2 separate regions of the Homo sapiens genome follow, and region 2 is linked to region 1. The links are chromatin contacts, found by Hi-C or POLR2A ChIA-PET in ENCODE. All regions are on one chromosome and are shown on one strand. The core of a region is the stretch at or near the end of the contact, and the rest is flanking DNA. Distances in the headings are between cores, read along the strand shown. Region 1 overlaps CHN1 (chimerin 1). Region 2 holds the start of CHN1 (chimerin 1).

Region 1 (4,057 bases), core at 1,106-3,605:
AACAGGAAGTCCCTAAAATATTCCCGATTACCTAGTATTGCCACCCCAAAATATGCTTTTGTTTGTCTGTTACAATGATATAGGAAAAATAAAGAGTACAATTTTAGTTATTTTTATGGAGATTGGGCTTGCTTAGAAAATTCCAAGAAAATCCTGAGGGAGTCACAGAGCTTTAAAACTCCTTGGCTGTCAGTAGGACGGGCTCCTTTGGTTCCTAGACCCCCACACAGCCTTGTTACCTTCTCAGTTCCTTTTTTATATACATTTATACCAGTAGATTCTTTTTGAATGAAAAAGTGCTGTAAGAAGCCTAGTCTAAGAAAAACTTTGGTAACTGAAAAGGAGGGCACTCAGGAGAAGACAGACACGATACATATGAATTAGAAAGAGTCACAGTATAGGTAAGTTTAAAAATCAGCAATAAAAATAGTAGCAATTACATGTGAACAACAAAAGCAAAGTGAAAATAAAAACACTTACATCCTGTGAATATCTTCTTGTCCCTGTGTCTGTGACTCAGTATATATGTCAACTCTAGATTGTGTAAAGAGGTCAAAGATTTGCCAAAGATGGTAGCAGTAACAGACAGGGGTTGCCAAACTTTAGCTCTAGAGCCAAATCTAGGCCACTGCCTATTATTGTATCACCAACAAGCTAAACATTGGTTTTAAATTTTTCAGTGGTTACCTTTTAAATGGCTACACAAGCATCTATATAACATAATATTCTCAATTGGCCTGCAATGCCTAAAATATTTACTATAGGATCCTTTACAGAAAAAGTTTGCCAACACCTGATCTATGTGCTTAGCCATGTCTTTTTGACTAAAATTAAGGACAGGAAAAATAAATGTAACCTCAATTTTGAGGAGCTTGTCAAATTCCAAAGTAGAGTTGACATCAATAAGATGTTAAGAATAATTCCCCAAAATTGGGAAGAGGGGTGGAAAGGTCACCCAGATTGAATTGGAACCACTGCTTAGCCATTAGCAAACAAATCTTAAGAATTATACCATATGGTATTCTGTGAGGCATTAGTGTTATCTGTTTTCAAAAAAGTTAGGGAAATAACAAACTGTCAGTTTTTATGTGTATATGTATGTTCATTTTGTTTCACTGCAGAACTTCTCAGAGTCTTTAGAAATATCACCAGGACAGGGATACAGTATGCAACAATCCCCAAATATATTCTACTTTACTTCTGTGTACCTATTAATATTTTGAAGAAAGTATTAAATACAATACAGTTGGGAAAATATTTATCGAATATCAAAATAAATTATTGGTGGATAAACAAGTTACATGTTAACACACCATGAAATCTAGAAGAAAGTAAATGTAACTACCAAGGCCAGGGGCAGTGACTCACAACTACAATCACAGCACTCTGGGACCCGGAGAAGGGAGGATTGCTTCTCGGGCCAGGAGTTCAGGAGAAGGCTAGGAGTTCAAGACCAGCCTGGTGGCACCCTGTCTCTACATAAAAATGAAAAAATTAGCCAGGTGCGGTGATATGTGCCTGTAGGCCTAGCTACTTGGGAGGCTGAGGCAGGAGGATCACTTCAGCTGAGGAGTTCCAGGCTACAGTGAGCTATGATCATACTCCAGGCTAGACAACAGAGCAAGACCCTGTCTCATAAAAATTTTTAAAACGTAACCATCAAGGCCAGGCGCAGTGGCTCACGCCTGTAATCCCAGTACTTTGGGAGGCCAAGGCGGGTGGATCACCTGAGGTCAGGAGTTCGAGACCAACCTGGCCAACATGGTGAAACTGCGTCTCTACTAAAAATACAAAATTAGCCGGGCGTGGTGACAGGTGCCTGTATGCCCAGCTACACGGGAGGGTGAGGCAGGAGAATCGCTTGAACCCAGGAAGCAGAGGTTGCAGTGAGCTGAGATTGCGCCATTGCACCCCAGCCTGGGCAAAAAGAGCGAAACTCCATCTCAAAAAAAAAAAAAGTAACTATCAAATATCTTGTGGAGGTGTGCTATCTAGGGCAAAGAAAAATGGAATAAATTTTATAAAATAAAATTTTCACTTAGAAAAAGATTCACTGAAGTGTAACCAGGAAAAATTAAATTATGTCAAAGACCAACAAAAATAGAGAAAGCTTGCATGGTAAATATAATAAATGGTTGCATAAATACTATACACAAAATATATAGGGCAATGGACATGAAGAGGTTACTAAGAGAAAAGGTAACAAGTAACTTTCTTGTGTGCATCCACTATTGATCTACTTCAGCTGTTTATTCTTCAGAAACCAAAAGGAAATTCAAGCTTGGGTTATGTCACAGCCCAGCTCTTAGAATAAAGAGCAAAATTCTTAACCGGGCCTACAAGAAGCAGATGTGCAGCCTCACTTCTTCCCTCTCCAACTCACTGTGCTCCCGGCCACCCTCTTCTTTCAGTTCAGAGATGTGCACTGCAGCCCTTGCATGGACATGCTGGTCGGGCTTCTAGGTTCTTTCTCTTTGCCCTCTCACTCACTCTCTTTCCTTAGATCACTCTCACAACGCTTCAGTTCTCAAATCAGACTTTCCTTTCTCAGAAAAGCCTTCCCTGATTGCAATTTAGATTTAGAGTGAGACTCTGGGTTTAGATCAGATCCTCCTTTATGCACTCGTATCTCCCTTGCTTTCCTTCCACAGCATTTGCCTCAGTTTTTAGCTTGGCATTTGTGGGACAATTCATTAAAGTCTAATCCTCTCTCTACCTAATAAACTGTTAAGCTCCATAAGGCCAGGGATCTTGACTGTTTTGTTTTTCCTTGTATCTCCAGCACCTAGAAGGATATTGCAATTTTCTAAAAACAAAGCAACAGGGAGAACAACAAAAATACATTTAATAAATGCCAAAAAATAATGTTTGTCTTTGAGGGCCATGAGATTATAGGTAATATTTTCCTTTTCCTACTTTTCTGCATTTTATATATAGTACACGTGGTAATAAAAACAAAGTTACTGATAGACCTACATTTAAATAAGTAAATGTAAGTGAAAATCAGAATTTTTAAAAAGGGGAGGTGAAACTTAACCTTACGAAGAATTAATTCAAATAGCAAACTTCTCATATATTTATCAACATGGAAAATATTCATAATACACAGCTAACTGAAAAAAAGCATACCATAATATAGTGTACCTTGTATAAAGTCATTTCTGTATAACTCGGGAAAATGCTAGAATTTCATACAACACAGTTTTAACAGTGATTATTTCTGGATAGTAGAATTGGGGTGCTTTTTGCCTTTGTGTTTTCCTACATTTTAAAATATTTTTTGTATTGTATATTTGTCAGGGAAAAAATGCTAATCTTTTTGAACAGCTATCTCCTCTTGTGCTTTTACAATACAGTTCAATTTGCAACACATTTTCAGGAACACATCAATTTTTTCAAGTAAGGGATGCCTTATGTTAAACTAGCCATTTCCTACTGTGTCACATCAATTACTTTCTATGGTTTGTTTTATTAAAGAACACCTGAGCAAGGGTACCTCACATAAACTGGAATTATTATATCAATGTTTTTAAAAAGCTTTTTAGCACTGATAATATATTATATTTTAAATAAATTGTGCTATCCCCTTCATCAATATTAATTTTCTAATACTGCAGAACTAAATGTTACTGTCATCATGTGTTATCACTTACTCTTATATCTTAAAATTTTCCCATAAAATGATTCATAATCTAAACTAAGAGGAGAAAAACAGTTTTGAAAAATGTTCTACAGAACATTATTTTTCACTTATTCCAAATAGCACAACAAGAAGGTTTGCAGGAAATGGAATGAAACCATGGTAACCAACTGAACCTATCATGAGCTATCAGATCAAAAGAACACACAGTACATTACACGTCAACGCCTACTAGCAGCATAATCCTTCCCCAGTTCCTTTTGATCCTTCTTCTTTAACATGAAAAATGCTTTCAACCAATTTTCATATTTTAAAACTGCAAAAGCCCCTTTATCAGTATCTACTATGATTCTCTGGCTTTACTCAGGAACTCTTTGGCCAAGCTCACTTTATAAGTCAACCTAATGTTTTGAGATT
Region 2 (4,057 bases), core at 954-3,453, 100 kb after region 1:
AACAAATAGCCTCTGCACTCAAGAGTGCTTTGTTTTATAACACAGAAACGTTCACACTGTAACAAACTGGATTTTGGGAAGTGAATTCTATTTTCCCATAAGTAGACTTTAAAATTTTAAAGATACATTATTCATTTTGAAGGCTGGGAGTGATTTCTTATACTTTCTTCTATAGGCCACATTCCATGCTTTTCCCTTCCTCATCTTCACCACAGTGGTTAAAGATTTAGAATTTAGAAATCCTTTTAAAAGAGCATTTTTCACCCCAATTTATCTTTTTTATTCGTCAGGAATGCGAGTATTTGAAAAGTTGACTTGTAAACCTTACTTCTGAAACCACACCTTGAAAATGCCAAATATCTCTTTAGGAAAGAAAATGTTTGTACCAAAAAGGTCCACATTTAAGGAAAATGCTGCTATTAAATAATGCTTAGATACAAGGTACTGAGAAACAGCGAGAATTTTATTATTTTTCAGAAAAAGAAGACACTTTTTTAAAGTACCTATGGAGGATCATCACCAAGTAAGAAATGGCACTTCTAGTAATGCACTTGGGCACAGTAAACACAGTCCCAGACTGAAGCCTGGTGAAGTGAATTCTAGGCTCAGTTTTGCCACAAAAGAGCCATGTGACTTTGGGAAACAACCTCTCTGGGTCTAAGTTTAATTTATAAAATAAGATAGTTAAATAAAAGTAACACTTTGATTCTAGCAGCTTAATTCACTGGGAAGTATTTACCTCAAAAAGCATTTGAGGTATGTAACACCTCTAACGTGTTTGATCAAATGACATAATTAAAACTGAACTGGAAACTTGATATTGTGAATAACTTACTTAGGCTGTTCTCGTAGCTATCAATTACATATCATTGTACTTTGCTTCTTCAAAAAAGCTGAATACTTTGAACGTCTAATGTTCACATATTGAGTTTTCTTAAAGTCAGGTACGTATGTACCATAGTCGTTTTGTAAAAGGAAAGAATGTATCTTTTCAGTCCTTTTTCCCAACCCATTGTCATTGCAGACTGAGAAAAAAACAGCTTGAAGTCTTAACCACCAAAAGCAACAGTGCTGCAGTAATTACACCACAAAAATAACATTTCATTCTTAATGAATACTCAGTCTCCTGAGATTACAGTTATCTTCTGGTAACCAACTTTATTCTGTCTGCTCTCATTCGTTAGTGCAAACATTTTCAATTTTAACCCATATTCAGTTCACAAATCATACTTATTTCCAACGGAATATACTGAGTCCAAAAAAAAAATTCCCCAATAGTCCAACAGGAAGCAACACATGCATTTGGCAATTCCAAGGAGGCTGGGGACTCACAGATACCTCGTTCAAAATAAATAAACTTTCCAAGGATTTATTTACCGACGGGAAAGGCAGGTTTGAAAACAACCAGTTAACTTCACTCCCAAGTTGGCATCTTAGAGAATCTTTGTGCGTTTGCAAAACACCCAGGACCTCTGAGCCTCCCAGCCGAGAATTGGCCAGGGGAGCACACGCCCATCGGCCCTGCCGGGAGAGGAAACAATGGGAGAGGCGCGAGGGAGCAAGCCGGCGCCCCGGGCGCCCCAACTCTGCGGCCCCGGCCCGCCCCGACCCCACGCGCCGCGCCCCCTCCCCGGGCGCCCAGGCCCCCCAGGCCCCCGCCCCCGAGCCCCGGGACGCGGCCCACCTGCGGCGGCGCGGGGAGACGGCTGCACTTACCAAACAGGGTCAGGGCCATTGTAAAGGCGCTCGCCGCCGCCCGCGAGTCCAGGCGCTCCTCCCAGGCGGGCTAGGGATCACCTCATCAGCCCGCCGCACCCACACCTCGGAGAGAGTGGGGTGCCCGATGGGGCGTGCTGGGGGCGCCGGCGCCCGGGGAGGCTGCAGGCCGGGACGCGGGGGACCGCTGCAAGAAAAAGTTATTCACGCGTTATTGTCGGGCGCACCGGGCCCAGGGAGCCCCGCTAGCTCTCCGCGAGCCGGCACTTGTCGCTGCCATCAGGCGCGGAGCGTGCGCGCGGGAGGAGGTACCTGCGAGGCAGGAGGCTTGGCCGCGGCGCAGTGGCTGGCGGAGAGGCGGCGCCGCACTGGCGGCGGCGGCGGCGGCGACGGGGAGAGCAGCAGCAGCCTCGCACAGCCCCCGGCGGGGCGCGCTCACTCCGCATCCCGCGGCCTCGCAGACGCCATCTTGCGATAGCGTCTCCCACGAGCTCGGCCGCGCCGCTGCCTCCCGCCTCTCCCTCGGGCTTCCCGGTCGAGTGCGTTCCCATGGCAACGGGCGCGCGCGGGGGTAAGAGGGTGCGCCCTCATTCCCGCGGCTGCGAGGAGCCACCAGCGCCCCCCTGGAGGCGGCCGCCCGGAGCGGGATGGAGCGGGGCCGGTGTGCGTTTTAGCTGAAAGCCCAGGTTTTTTCTTGAATGGAATTTGAGGAGGCGCAGAGAGGAGAAAAACGCTGTTACTCGAAAGAGGAAGAGTCACAGGAGGATGCTGAGTGAACGCAGCGCCCAGGCAGGGTCATCTGGGGACCTGGTGCGTGTGAGAACATATTTCTTCTCCTGGCGCCCTCCAGGCTCACTGTGGCTGGAGCCGGTGACCTGAAGCTGCAGGGCTCTGGTAGGAACAGAGGCACTGAAAGCTGCATTCCTCTCCGTTTGGACTTAGGAGCTGCTAGTAGTTCTGATGAAATTGACACACATTAGGAAAAGGAGTCGCTTAAAAAGCATCTGAGATTACCTAAGATAATTTGTTAAAAGACCAATGCTTACACCTGATTTTCTTCCCTTTACATTATACCTCTTTGATATTGTCTCAAGGAAAAAAAAATCAGCATGTGTCACTGACTGGCACTTATTTGCCACAAAAGATTGTTCCCCTGAGCTTCTTGTATTTATCTGATAATCACTGGCAACGTCCTCCTTTCTGTGATGTTGTCTCCTCACCTCTGTCTCTGCCATGAGGAGCCATACAACGCCTTGAGATTGTCAGCCAAAAGATGTTCTTGAAAAGCTGGGTTATATGTTTTTCGTCGTTGTCGTTTAATGTATTCAAAAAGTCATTCTTCTCTAGTTGCTATATGTGTTCCCTGTTTAAGAAATTCCTTCTTTTTTCTTGTTTCTCTGCTTAGGGATTTGATACTATTTTGGTATCTGATCATGTAGATCTTCTCTTTGGTTCTCCTTTCTTTCTACAGGCGTCTTTCCTCTTAGTTCCTCAGGTTCCCTAGTGTCTTCTCTCCCATTTTCAAATAATTCTTTAAGAATATTATAGAAATATCTTGTATTTAATGTATCTTAGAGATCGAATCCTGATAAAGTGGGAGATTACTACAGTACTTCCAATGGAACCACAGTTAATTCACCATCATTATTTCAAAGCAGACTTAAGCATCAGAAGAAAAGCAGGTTGGAAGGAGGAGCCAAGCCTTTTGTTTCAAGTCAGTTAACTCAGGAAGAAAGAAATATTAAAATGATTCAACATGAATGGGCAAGTGTTTAAGATGCTATATGTTTGGAATTTTGTGATGTAAAATGGCTCTCTTTAGCCACTAATCAAAATACATCTTTAAAATCCCCAGAATTTAAAATCTTTCATGAAAATGGACTCTTGATTTTGAACAACCTTTCTGCTCATAAAAAATTACAAACACACAGCTCATGAAAATAAATGAGAAACTCAAGAAAGCTTTGTGGGATAGATTTTATAACCATATAAAGATTGCTGCTAATCTGCTCTGCAGCCAAATAAATCAGAAACCGAAGACTCCATTTACTGTTTCAACTAGTGGTCTTCAACATTTTTGGACCAAATTTCCTTTTGAGGCTCTAATGAAAATACTGTCCCTCCTCTTAGAAAAGTGCTTGCATACATACACACATTCACCGGAAATTTTTCACATAATTTCAAGGGGATTATGGGCTATTCAGGGACCTTAGGTGAGCCCCTGGAAGTGTTTTTTGTAATCTCAGAAAGTTTTTGCCTTTATAATTTAAAGGAAAATATTTTCCTTCAGAATAGAACCATTGAATTTTGAATAGGAAAAGACCAAAACTCCCATGATTTA

The links. A loop is a pair of places that touch in the nucleus more often than their neighbours do. ChIA-PET counts read pairs that join two places held with the same protein, here RNA polymerase II (POLR2A). Pooled maps may share reads with other maps.
Region 2: a pooled map shows a loop between it and region 1 (2.0-fold over the local background). The contact joins the promoter of CHN1 here to the enhancer-like site in region 1. A Hi-C loop is called at or near these places in 1 of 50 pooled maps. POLR2A ChIA-PET finds 5 or more read pairs at or near these places in 4 of 52 experiments (H1, MCF 10A, activated CD4-positive, alpha-beta T cell and 1 more).

What each region holds. Positions count from the first base shown.
Region 1 is chr2:174,898,861-174,902,917 of GRCh38, forward strand. The region is part of intron 5 of CHN1 (chimerin 1); the gene reads right to left. Among named protein-coding and RNA genes, the nearest start is that of CHN1, 100 kb to the right of the region's middle. Within about 2 kb of position 2,356, at least 4 of the 41 ENCODE cell types and tissues checked have a DNase peak (open chromatin) inside an H3K27ac peak, as active enhancers do.
Region 2 is chr2:175,003,178-175,007,234 of GRCh38, forward strand. It overlaps CHN1 (chimerin 1), which reads right to left and starts at 2,204. Exons shown (of 13, transcript NM_001822.7): 1 at 1,717-2,204. The coding sequence starts at 1,735. RefSeq lists an enhancer at 1,374-1,920 and a silencer at 1,905-1,964.